2 separate regions of the Homo sapiens genome follow, and region 1 is linked to region 2. The links are chromatin loops, found by intact Hi-C in ENCODE. Cell type or tissue: endothelial cell of umbilical vein. All regions are shown on one strand.

Region 1 (2,500 bases), 54 kb before region 2:
CATCAAAATATTAATGAAATCATCAAAATATTAAAGAAACAAATTTGTGATCTGGTAATATGTGGTCTTCTTTATTAACACATTAAATAAGAAGACCTAATAATTGCCTTAATTTAGGTCTAATATTAATAATTACCTTAATTCAGAAATAGTGATAATAGTATTTCATATTTGTATTAGTCCATTTTCACGCTGCTGATAAAGACATACGCGAGACTGGGAAGAAAAAGAGGTTTAATTAGACTTACAGTTCCAATGGCTGGGGAGGCCTCAGAATCATGGTGGGAGGCAAAAGGCACTTCCTACATGGCTGCAGCAAGAGAAAATGAGAAAGAAGTAAAAGCGCAAACCCCTGATAAACCCGTCAGATCTCGTGGGTTATTTACTTATTTACTATCATGAGAATAGCACAGGAAAAACCAGCTTCCATGATTCAATTACCTCCCCCTGGGTCCTCCCACAACACATGGGAATTCTGGGAGATACAATTCAAGTTAAGATTTGGGTGGGGGCACAACCAAACCATATAAATATTTTAAGGTACCTGCAGCAACGAAAATATAATATGAAAATATTTGTGATTTATAATGGTGACAAAGTCACAGGCAATGATGCTATTACTGTAGTTTGTTGATTACACTTATGATGGAAGGAAATCCTAAATTTCAACAGTAGGTTAGTGAAAATTAAAGATGTAAATTTTCCCCATTTAAGTTCATGGACCCCTGAATTCTACCCATGGACCCCTTAAAGATCTAGGTCCCTGTTCTAGATGGTAGTATCTGGTTTCCCTATGAAAGTGTGGATGCTATGGGGTGGGGAGCTCTCAGGAGCAAGATTTCTAAGATATGAAGATACAGTTGAAGATATTTCATAAATTTCTCTATTGTACAATCTTCTGGAAAAGAAAATTGTTGATACATATGGTTGAAGTGTGGCATGGTTGTATTCTTGCTTATGCCCACATCATCTGTTACCCATGAATTATCCAGAGTGATTCTACCATTTGATGCTTTACTGAGTATATCACAAATACTTTGTATGTATTTCTTGGTGTTTTAAAAATGCTTGCTGCTCAAATGTTACATTTAAGTAAGAATGTAAAAAGGGATTTCTTAAAAAGTAGAAATCTAGCTCTTGAAAGGGAATAATTAAAGAGATGAAGTTAGATTCTTTCCATTGAACCTGATTGCTAGGTTACACCTAGCAACTAACCAAAAAAATCTAGCTTTTGATCAGCATATTTTCCATTAAAAATGTTCAATGCTGGCAATATTTATTGTGTACTGAAATTTTTGTGTTTGTGTGTGTGTGTGTTTAATTTATTTAGCTCTGCCAGCTAAGCCTGAGAACATTTCCTGTGTCTACTACTATAGGAAAAATTTAACCTGCACTTGGAGTCCAGGAAAGGAAACCAGTTATACCCAGTACACAGTTAAGAGAACTTAGTAAGTACAGGAGCTTGTGTTTTATCAGTCAGGGCATGGGGGAGGCAGAGGCTTCTGATTCATTCATGATTCACATCCCATATGAAGCAAAAAGTTTCCTCAATGACAGCTTCTGGGTGATTACTGTGTGCAGCCAGTGGCTTGTGGACGGGATCTGGAGCTGCAGAGGGAGGGGAGGCATAGCCAGTGTTGACCTCCTCCTGGATTCCCCATTGGCTGAGATGAGTCACCAGTTATAAGCACAGTGGAAAAATCTGTTTATTTACTACACTCAACTATACCCTGCCTCTTTCCAGAATGTGTTATATAAAACTGTTCATTCTTTCTGGATCCAGATATAGTAAGTAAGGTTGTAAACCCAGAACTAACAGGCAATTGACCATGGTCTGCCACTAATTTGCTGTGTGACCTCTGTCAAACACTATTCCACAGGACAATGATTCCCCAATTTTTTTTACTACCTCAAGCATCCCTCTTTATTCCAATTCTGTAGAATGAAAATTTTATAATTTTTAATTATTATTCTAGCCAAAAGCTAGATGTTTTAAGTAAATATTTGCAGGTTAAAAAAAAACTTTTTTTTGAGACAGAATCTCACTCTGTCCCCCAGGCTGGAGTGCAGTGGTGTGATCTCAGCTCACTACAACCTCCATCTCCCAGGTTCAAGCGATTCTCCTGCCTCAGCCTCCCAAGTAGCTGGAATTATGGGTGCACACCACCATACCTGGCCAACTTTTGTATTTTTAGTAGAGACAGGGTTTCACCATGTTGGCCAGGCTGGTCTCGAACTCCGGACTTCAAGTGATCCGCCCACCTCAGCTCCCAAAAGTGCTGGGATTACAGGCATGAGCCACCGTGCCTGTCCTTTTTAACAAAAATTTTTAACATAGCTCATTACTTCCTTCTTGTGAATAATGAATAAGGGGGCCCATGTTGGGAAGCATTGTAAGATGACCTTTAGTCTTTTTCATTTCAAAACAGTCTGTGATTCCAAATTCTTTATTTTTAAGCTAAATCTCACATTGCAAGGGAAGTCCACTTTATGTTTTCAG
Region 2 (2,500 bases):
CATTACAGAATGTTCTCTGCCTCCGTGCTCCTGGGGACATTGACAGACCAGCTGAGTTGCTAGAAATAAGAGGGACTCAGTAGGCCCTTAGCACAGCGGGTGGACTTTGCCATTTGGTTGACTATTTAAAATACTTGTTTTTGTAGGGCATCTGAAAAAGAAATTTCACACTGGTGTATTTTGTTAATTGTTTCTACGTAAATGTTGATTATTGACAAGCCTACTTGTAATCAAAATGTGTAGTGTGGTCAGTGTCTTGCACTCTTATGTTGTGGCGGGGGGGGGGGGCGGTTCCTGAAGAGTGGAGTGTGACTAAGGATAACAGCAGTCCTCATTTCCTTTGGACACTGGGGTCAGTGGGGAGAGAGTTTGCTCCGAAGCACAAACAGCTCCAATCCATGCTGGAAGAGACCCCAGGCCACAATAGCCCTTGACACAGAGCTCTATGCAGGGCTGTGCTGCCCAAGACGCTTGTCGTGTGCTGATGAAAAGGGCTGGGGAGAAGCAAGGGGCAGGGGAGGGGCAGAACTCCACAAGAGGGCAAAACCTGCTGTCAGCAATGCTCTCGTGGCTGTTCAAGGGAAGTGAGATACTTGTACTATGCATTTCATTTTTAGGACTAGAATTCTGTCTTCCTGCCCAACTTCAATATAAGTGTGGACTAAAATGCGAGAAAGGTGTCCTGTGGTCTATGCAAATTAGAAAGGACATGCAGAGTTTTCCAACTAGGAAGACTGAATCTGTGGCCCCAAGAGAACCATCTCTGAAGACTGGGTATGTGGTCTTTTCCACACATGGACCACCTACGGATGCAATCTGTAATGCATGTGCATGAGAAGTCTGTTATTAAGTAGAGTGTGAAAACATGGTTATGGTAATAGGAACAGCTTTTAAAATGCTTTTGTATTTGGGCCTTTCATACAAAAAAGCCATAATACCATTTTCATGTAATGCTATACTTCTATACTATTTTCATGTAATACTATACTTCTATACTATTTTCATGTAATACTATACTTCTATACTATTTTCATGTAATACTATACTTCTATATTAAAGTTTTACCCACTCAGCCAGGTGCAGTGACTCACACCTTTAATCCCAGCACCTTGGGAGGCTGAGGTGGGCAGATCACTTGAGGTCAGGAGTTTGAGACCAGCCTGGGCAACATGCTGAAACCCTGTCTCTACAAAAAATACAAAAATTAGCCAGGCGTGGTGGTGCGCACCTGTAATCTCAGCTACACGGGAGTCTGAGGCAGGAGAATCACTTGAACCCGCGAGGCAGAGATTGCAGTGAGCCAAGATCGTGCCTCTGCTCTCCAGCCTGGGCAACAGAGCAAGACCCTGTCTTAAAGTTTTACCTACTCAGCTATCTAAACTGAGGCTCCACAATGTAAATACGTGAGAGATCAGGGAAGCCTGGTGGCTGTGGGAAAGGGCTCCAGTTGACCAGGACTCGGCAGCTCATTACACTCTTTGCTGCAGGAAATGACTCCTGCCTGCATTTCCTGTGGAGGATCCGAGACCCACGCCCGGGCTCTCATTGTCTTCCTATTCCAGGCTCCTTCCCGCTCCTGGAGCTGCCGCTGGGTCTCAGCTCTCTGCTCTGAGGCTACGCCGCAGCTACAGCTCCCTGACCTGTTCCTGTTCAGGCTCCCAGGAAACCTCAGAGTGGCAGGTGCCTGCTGTTTCCTCTGTCTCCCGCCCATCCCACCACGGCCTCTCCTGTACTTTCAATTTGTTTTTCTTTAGCCATTCCTTCCCTTCAGCTTCTAAACACAGTTGGGTCACTTCCATTAAAGAAAGAAAGAGCCCCTGGATCTTCCTCTCCCTCTGGCTGCCCACAGACTCTTGTCACAACGCAGGCCGTGGTTTAAAGGGAACGTGGTCTACAGCCCGTCTGGCAGCTTCTCCAGGCAGCTGAACTTGTTTCCGTTTTTGGTAGTGAGAAAATTGCACCGCTAGAACTTTCTAGAGGTGTAGAAAGCAGGGAGTCACTCAACCCATTCTGGTTCGGGGGACTGCCAGATTTTTTTTAAAAAAAAGGGGGTGTAGAAAGCAAGTGAGACCAAACAATTTTGGGACAAGGAATACGGACACAGAACAGACTGGTAAGTACCCAAGTGTATGACAAACATCCACCATGGATCTAGGAGAAGCCCTGGGGCAGGGTGATATTCACCCGCAGAGACCCCTGTTCATCACTAAGCTTATGAAGAACCATTGACTGGCATTTAACACCAGGTGCTGTGCTCAAGGTGTGGCACGCAGTACCCAGTAAGCCTCACAACTGCATTGTGAGTAGGTAGCTCTGGCCAGTGGCAGATGAGGAGGCTGTGCTCAGAGAGGCTAGATGACTTGGCGGAGGCTCTCTGAGGCTCTAAGCGGGAAGTGGGGGGTTGGAGCCCAGCCCTTTGACTTTCCTTGTGCTTTTCTACCTCGGGTGAGTAAGATGACCAAGGGACTGGGGAGATCAAGAGGAGTGGAGACTCCAAGGG

The links. Peaks named below come from ENCODE experiments on the same cell type or tissue, not always from the same donor. Only the 100,000 strongest peaks of a DNase experiment are listed, where the experiment ranks them.
Region 1: it touches region 2 in a loop (4-fold over the local background); 1 of 110 quality-filtered maps calls a loop at or near these places.

The regions. Positions count from the first base shown.
Region 1 is chr5:55,867,461-55,869,960 of GRCh38, forward strand. IL31RA (interleukin 31 receptor A) reads left to right here. Exons shown (of 15, transcript NM_139017.7): 3 at 1,331-1,448. Among named protein-coding and RNA genes, the nearest start is that of IL31RA, 17 kb to the left of the region's middle. In endothelial cell of umbilical vein, no CTCF peak of the experiment used is centred here; a DNase peak (open chromatin) is centred at 1,551; H3K27ac peaks cover 1,880 bases.
Region 2 is chr5:55,921,779-55,924,278 of GRCh38, forward strand. It overlaps IL31RA (interleukin 31 receptor A), which reads left to right. Exons shown (of 15, transcript NM_139017.7): 15 at 1-1,072. Among named protein-coding and RNA genes, the nearest start is that of IL31RA, 72 kb to the left of the region's middle. RefSeq lists an enhancer at 1,054-1,654. In endothelial cell of umbilical vein, no CTCF peak of the experiment used is centred here; a DNase peak (open chromatin) is centred at 1,493; H3K4me3 peaks cover 307 bases; H3K27ac peaks cover 1,383 bases.